Linked DNA regions of Homo sapiens: region 1 is linked to region 2. The links are chromatin contacts, found by Hi-C or POLR2A ChIA-PET in ENCODE. All regions are on one chromosome and are shown on one strand. Each heading gives the region's core, a stretch centred on a gene start or an enhancer-like site at or near the end of the contact. The rest is flanking DNA. Distances are from core to core; before and after follow the strand shown.

Region 1 (3,704 bases), core at 764-3,263, 89 kb after region 2:
GTTAAATTATAAATCAGAATACATCTTAAGAAAGGCTGAAATGCAAGTCAATTGTGTTATTTATCTCTAGGTGGCTTGCAAAATTATTTTTCTTTACATGTTCCTATTGCTTTCAAACATTCTGTGACAAGCATGTTTATTTTGTAATTGGAAAAATATTAAAAATACAAAAAAAAGTGTTCAGTTCCATTTAAGATCACTCTTGCTATTTCTTATCTTACTGGCTTTGTCAGTAAAGCCAGTCTACAAGTTGTCTATAAGTTGTCAAAAAGCAAAGTGGTCAAGCAAATAGATTCCAAATGACATCTGGATTCCAGGCTCATATCTACCACTGCCTGGCCACATGACCCCAGACAAGTCATACCTTAAGCTGCAGTTTCCTCTTCTGTACAATCTGGATAACATCTACATCTACTGGATGTGGGTTGGATGTGACCATTAAATATAGCAACATGTCATGCATTTAGCACAGTACCTGGTGAATCATAAATGCTCATTGCTTGCATAACCAGAGTCCTGTAAGCCACTGGTCACTGTTCTTAAATTACTGTGACCCTGATACTTTTAATTAGTGGAAATTTGAATAAATTTACAAATATTCATTCAATCTCTGAAGCAATTAAGGCTCCATATTATTTTATATACTACTTGTGAAACATATTTATTATAAGGTAAATTTACCAGGAGCACCCTGATGCTTAAGAAACTTTCCAAGTGCAGAGTTTATGCATGGTTATAATTTATTCTACCTGAAAATTTCCATTACGTTTACTTAGGAAAAAAAATAGATCTTAATTATGTTGAGATTTTGATAGCAGCCAATTGCATTGAAAATATTGCTGTACAGTACATGGAAATTATAGAACAAAATCACTTTCTTCTTACATCAAAACTTAACCTGCAAGAAAATTTTTTAAAGTTTCTATATTACAACAAGCAGCGAATCCAGAAAAAAATACAAATCAATAAATCCATTTGACTGTATTTACTCTATTAAAAGCTTTTAGTCAAGGGTGCGTGAGGCTAATTTTCAGACTATGCCATCATGCTGCCACCATAGCTGAAAGAGTTACAGCTTTAAACAACCTGAAACAAATGCCACTCACTCTTATCCCCTGTACTAAGTGATGTGGTTGCAGTCATCCTGAGAGATGGAGGAGTCAGAAGTTATAGATTCCTCTTGCTCTTTTCAATAACTGAAGTCAGCTTCTTGACAGTTTTACAGCATTTGTGGTAAAGTATAATACCTCAATTTCTTGTTTACAGGAGGTAGGAAATCTGATTTTAATCCATGTGTAAAAAAAGTATATTCAATATATGATAACCTATGATTAGAATGGGTGTCTCAAGTTCCTACCTCCTCTTTGAGTAATGATGCTCGTGTATGACTTTACCATAGAAAATTTTCAGTCACTGCATATCAGTCTTAACAAAATCAAAGAAATGCAGTTAGAGTTACTTTCATCTTACATAAGAGAAAAGTGAAATATTCACCAGAATGGTGAAGCGAGGAAGTTACAATCACCTTGGTAGCATATTCCTAATCTCAGTGGGGGCATTTTTCTCCTCTAAAAGGGAATGTGATTTTCATTGAGATTAGTACACATTTTGCATTCAATGTGCCAAGAACAAGTTCCCTGCATCTGGCACAAGAAGTTTCACAGTGGACTTATGAACTTTCTAACCAACTTCATCCTCCACTTCCTGGGAGAGGCAAATGAGAACAGGGAGTGTACTGTCCTTCACTGGTTTCAAAATAGTACAATAATGATGTCCACATCACAGTCGCCTGTTTTCTAGCAATGTAGATAATATTTAAGATTTCACAAACATAAGCCAAATGCCTGGCATATACTGGTATTATTTTCACACTTTCATTCTGTATTACTATCCTCTTCCACAATAGAAGAAACTGTGGGTTAGAGAGGGGAAACAGTGCCTAAAGCCAGTAAGTGGCAGAGCACAGATGGAGGTCCAGGTCCTGTCTCCAAGCTCACTCTACAGTAGCTGCCTGCCAAGTGCTGCTATCTGACTTCCTGCTGGACCAGTTTTATTTGAAACCAAAACTAATGCTGTTAAATGCCAGAGTGCCAAGTGCACTGTTTCATTGCATCAGACAACTGTAAGGCAGCCGGCAGAGTTAAATGTAGAGTATTAGGCTTACTTAAAATGTTTTATGGAATACTTGATCCCATTAAATGATCATTTCTTTAAAGTTTTTTGTCTTTGTTTCGTTTTTTTTTTTGTTTCTCTCTCTTTTTTGTTTTGTTTTGTGGGTTTTTTGTTTTTTGTTTGTTTGTTTGTTTGAGACAGGGTCTCGCTCTATCACCCAGGCTAGAGTGCAGTGGCATGATTTTGGCTCACTGCAACCTCCACCTCCCTGGTTCAAGAGACTCTCGCTCCAGAGCCTCCAGAGTAGCTGAGATTACAGGCATGCACTACCATGCCTGGTTATTTTGTATTTTTAGTAGAGACGGGGATTCCCCATGCTGGCCAGGCTGGTCTCGAACTCCTGAACTCAAGTGATCCACCCACCTCGGCCTCCCAAAGTGCTGGGATTGCAGGCATAAGCCATCATGCCCGGCCCATTTCTTTAAGGTTTTTCTCATGGTAAATTCTGGCTTAGAATTTCATCTTATATGGGAATAATGTAAAATGTCGATTTGTTGCCAAAAACATTTATTTTTTTAAAAAGGACAAATGTGATTTCTACCATAATATTTGCAGTTTTGTAACCATTTTGAAGAGTAACACTCAAAAAACACCGGGAAGAAAGAATAAAAGAATACTCATACTTGTTTTTCTTTCCTATGTGCCCACATGACAATTGGATTTCTTGCATTTCTGAGACCTCTAAATTCTCATCTTTTCTTTCATGAGCTAGAAGAAAACACCTTCCATTATTTGGTCTTATTCTTCAGCTCATTATTGTTCACATCAAAAGACTAATGTCCTCTACCAAGTGAAGTCTGGAATCAAAATAGCAAGGCAATTGACAATTTAGATTTCAGGGTGTTGACACAAATGAGTATGAATTCTTATGTACTAGTCACACAATTAATGACTATTTCACTCTCAAACGTACAACCTGTTCTATAAATAAAATAGCACTCTGCTGTAATTATTCAAATGGGGATATTTAGGTTGTAAAAAATAATATACCCTTTATGTCTTGTTAAACAACCTTGCCCGTGATGGACAAAGTTTTTGGTTTCTCTAGATATAAAATGAAAATGTTATTCAGAATTTTCACTTATATAGTACTCTTAATGAAATGCACATTTCTTTCAAAAATACTATGGCAGGGAATAATCCTAAATGAGAAGCTCAAACCAAGAATGGAATTTTATAATAGAGTGCTGAGAGGTATAAAATAGTAATTTTAATGGTGTGGTATTTAATGGTGTCTTAATAACAATTCGTTGGTTAATGGCTATAAAAATGAATATTAATTACTCGGTTCAATACTCTGCATAACTGAGCTCCTATCGTTCCAATGGACAAGTAATTTGTCTCCATCTCCAACACTGACTTTTTGCTTGAGTTCACACAAACTCAAATACCACCTATCCAATAACTGATCATTGTTTCTAGGTATATGTGGAAATGATATTAAACCCTGCAAGTTACACAAAAGAAGGAATAAAGAATATGGCCTTTTCCTTTTAGGGTTTCACAACAAATTGTAAACTGCATAAAGGTTA
Region 2 (3,913 bases), core at 1,188-3,687:
TTTCCAAAAATAGACTCAGACTAGTTTGAATGCTTTAAATATTTAATTGAAGCCTCAGCATTCAGCACTGTAACACAGGAAAGCTGACCCTGACCACAAGATTTTGAGGTTGGGAATTACTGACTGTCTAGCTTTACCATAAAGGAGTCATAACACTACAAAAGTAGGACATTAACTTTTAAGCAGGTCGTGCTTCCAATGGAGCTGCCGCTGGGGTTAACTAGTCACAAAGTGCACCCACAGGAAATAAAATAATCGCTTGAATAGAGCTCAGAATTATCCACCTGGATGCCAAACTACTTCTGCCAAAGATAACAATTCTGGTTGGATAATCATCCCCTAGTTGATGCACCTGAAGGCAGTTGGCTAATGGGTTTGACCACAGGATCACCACAGAAAAGATGCCTGTCTTCCTGTTTCCTAAGGCAGGAGCACACGTGAGCAGTCCATCTAAAACCTGAGGCAAATCATTAAAAGTGGAAAAGGATTGGATGAACATTATAATCACTCCTCTATATTATTACACCACATTGAATTTTGGGTTATTTTATTACTCAGCAGAGTCTGCTTTGCATTAACATTATTTACAGAATTTTTTCTCTTGTAAGATAATATAATAATTTTCTAGAGGGCTGATTTTTTTTTAAGACTCTAAAAGCTCTTCTTTGAAATGAAGAAATCCCTATGAGATTTCCCACTTCTTTCAGAAATAAATAACAATTCCCTGGATTAGTTTCATATCTGTACCTTGTAAGTGCACACCAACAACCCAATTACACATACCAGTAATAGTACAGAAATTTTAAAACATTCTCTATTGCTGCTGATGTTTATCAATCTTATGCTAACCCATGTAGTTCAGTAATGAGTTCAGGAATGAAGCAGTGCTCTCTCTGTGTGTGCAAGAAATGAAATGTACCAGGTACACGAAACAAATAGACCCATTCTCAAAATTGAGAATGCTTATTATGCTATAAGAAATATTTTGAAGAAAATAACACATGAAATTAAGATTTGAAGATAAATAGTAATAGGTCAGATTACTAAGCTGATAAGTTCTTAACATACTAAAAATAGATATTACTAAATGTAAAAAGCCCCACAATTTTTAGAAAGTCACCACTTTGGACTCTATCTGGTTGTTTATCTTAGGTGTTATACTCAGAGCTAATTATAAATAATTACCATCATAAAAATTGTGATTTAAGAACACACCTACTAAACACACATACATGCCCCTTATAAAAACAAAAATACTACAAATATATCTCACTATAATTGGGGCAATTTGAATATAGACAAAGGATAACATTTTATTGACATGAAAGATGGAAATCATTAACTGAAAAAAAGCAGGTTACAAATAGCACGTACAATATAATACCATATTGTTGTAAAAAAGAAGTGCACATATAGATGGGTGTACATATATGTGCATGCCTAAGAATAAAAGGCTAGACACTGCAATGTTAGAAGTTGCAATCTGCCTGCTTAATGAAATTGCATTTACAATTTTTTGGCTTATCTGTATTTTCCAACTTTCTAAAACATCTAACTATTGCACTTGTAATCACAAAAATTTAAAAACTAAAATTAGTGCTGAGCACGGTGGCTCACATCTGTAATCCCAGCACTTTGGGAGGCCAAGGCAGGACAATCACTTGAGCCCAGAGTTTGAGGCTGCAGTGAGCTATGATTACACCACTGCACTCCAGCCTGGGCAATGGAGTGAGACCCTGTCTCTAGAAAAATTTAAAAATTAAATTAAGTTAAAAAACTGAAATTAAAAAGGGTCATTATTATAAGGTGTAGACGCCAGGAAAGCAAAGGGAAGAGGGTGGCCCTGCCAGGAACAATGTTCTGAGGACATTTGTGAATACTTTGTCACCCCTTTCCCAACCAGGGGAGCAGGCAGGTGACAGAGGCTGACATTCTCCTGGGCTCAGAGCCATGGGGGACATGGGAGGGCAATGACAGAACCTAGATGACAGGATGATTAAAAACTCAAATAGTACCGATTAAAAACTCAAGTAGTACTGTTATGTCTAGGTACTTGCACAGTTAAAATGCCAACTTTTGTTTTAGGCAATTACAGCAGAATAAGGATCTAAACCAAAATTTAAGCATCTTATATAGTTAAACATGGTTTGTACCACCCTATAGATTTTTGACAGTTAAAAAAAAATTACCCTGCTATAAACATATATTTATCACACATTTGTCATCACTGGACACTTCTCAATAAATATAAATATGACGTGAACTTCAGAAATTTTTCTAGATCCATACTGTTGTTACTCTCGTTTTTTCAGCAAAAATCCCACACCGATCCCTTTATCTTGTCATTTTTCATAGTCTACTTTTTCCCAATAGGTGGCGCTGTAATCCATGTAAAATGCTCCCGAGTTCCTCAGCGGACCAACCCTATGCCAGGCAAAACCGCGGGCTTAGGCTCAACTCTGCTGTAAACTGGTGCTATGGGACAGGTAAATCAGGCTGAAAAGCATGTGCGACATGTCTCTGGGTTATTTTATGTGAAAAGCCCAGAGAGGTGAGGTGACTTGCTTGAGATCACACAGCAAGTCTAGAACAAACTGTAACTTCTAGTTGGGACTTCTAGCTTGGAGTTCTGTGCTTTCTTTGTGTTTTCAATTATGACATCTCACATGTGCTCCAATCAAAACAAATTCCTATTTGTGGTAAGGGCGTAAAAGAAATATCTTCCTCTGTTATAAATGGTGCTTATTTCTTCCTCCCTCTTGTAGGAAAGTGTGATAGCATGCCATTGAATGCTCTCTCAACAGGCTAAGAAGGATTCGTGTCAATCTTTTCAGATTTCCCAAAATGAACATTTTGCTTTAAAAGTTTAGCCTGGAGAAAGGGAAAAGAGGAAAAAGGAACTAATACTTATTCAATGAGGAATAATTACCTATGAAGCTGATACCCGACTATAAGATGAAGACCATATACAGATCATATACAAATGTACCCACATATTTCCTTATTCTATGTGGTTTCTATATCTGTTTAGTCTATAAGCTCACTTTCATTAAAAATTAACTTTTCCCAAGTACTAGCAGACACCACTGCTTATGCTGTTGTGAAGTATAGCATTTTCTGAGAAGAAGAGCCACGAGTTCTGTAACAGTAGTCCTTTAATGTTCATTTCTAGAAAGGCAAGGAACTGCTTTGACTGGTGAAAAAGATGTTTATCGATTATATACATGATACACAGACACACAGAAACAGGTTGAGTATCCCTCATCCAACATTCTTAAGGCATGAAGTGTTTTACATTTCACATTTTTTTTCAGATTTTGAAGTATTTGCATTACACGAGTTGAGCATCTCTAATCTGGAAATCCAAAATTTGAAATGCTCCAATAAACATTTCCTTTGAGCATCATATTCACACTCAAAAAGTTTTGGAATTTGAAGCATTTGAGATTTTGGATTTGGTATACACAGTCTATACACAGACGCACACATTTATATATGTGTGCAAACATATATACATACATACACATAGACATACACACACATACATCTATACTACACTGTATCTTATATATAAATTAAATATTTTAATTCCTCCTTCTTTCAGTCCAACCATCCATGATATTAGGATATGCAGAAATGCCCAAGAGTTTTCAGGTTAGCATGGCAACCCCCGCCCAATGTAAGCAGAGCCTCACAAAGGCAAGATAGTAGAGACATGGTGACTTTTGGTCATTAAAGAGATGGCATCACTAAGTTCTGGTACCAAAAATAGTTGAGCTGGCAGATGGCTACCAACCTAATTCAGGATAATAAGTTTCTCCCTGAGCATAAAGTCTGTGACCACCGCCAACCCCACTGTGTTTCCTAATCTGAACAAGCTCTTTGGTGAAAATCAATGTACAAACAAGTGCGT

The links. Hi-C counts contacts between places; a loop is a spot of excess contacts on that map. ChIA-PET counts read pairs that join two places held with the same protein, here RNA polymerase II (POLR2A). Pooled maps may share reads with other maps.
Region 1: a loop to region 2 is called in a map of MCF 10A, with 7 times the contacts of the local background. The contact joins two enhancer-like sites. A Hi-C loop is called at or near these places in 7 of 168 maps with a recorded cell type or tissue (HAP-1, MCF 10A, heart right ventricle and 4 more) and 4 of 50 pooled maps. POLR2A ChIA-PET finds 5 or more read pairs at or near these places in 2 of 52 experiments (BJ and MCF 10A).

Annotation. Positions count from the first base shown.
Region 1 is chr2:164,824,663-164,828,366 of GRCh38, forward strand. The region is part of intron 2 of COBLL1 (cordon-bleu WH2 repeat protein like 1); the gene reads right to left. Among named protein-coding and RNA genes, the nearest start is that of COBLL1, 15 kb to the right of the region's middle. Within about 2 kb of position 2,014, at least 11 of the 41 ENCODE cell types and tissues checked have a DNase peak (open chromatin) inside an H3K27ac peak, as active enhancers do; they include heart right ventricle, where a contact is called at or near this core.
Region 2 is chr2:164,735,419-164,739,331 of GRCh38, forward strand. All of the region lies in intron 3 of COBLL1 (cordon-bleu WH2 repeat protein like 1), which reads right to left. Among named protein-coding and RNA genes, the nearest start is that of SNORA70F, 50 kb to the left of the region's middle. Within about 2 kb of position 2,438, at least 5 of the 41 ENCODE cell types and tissues checked have a DNase peak (open chromatin) inside an H3K27ac peak, as active enhancers do; they include heart right ventricle, where a contact is called at or near this core.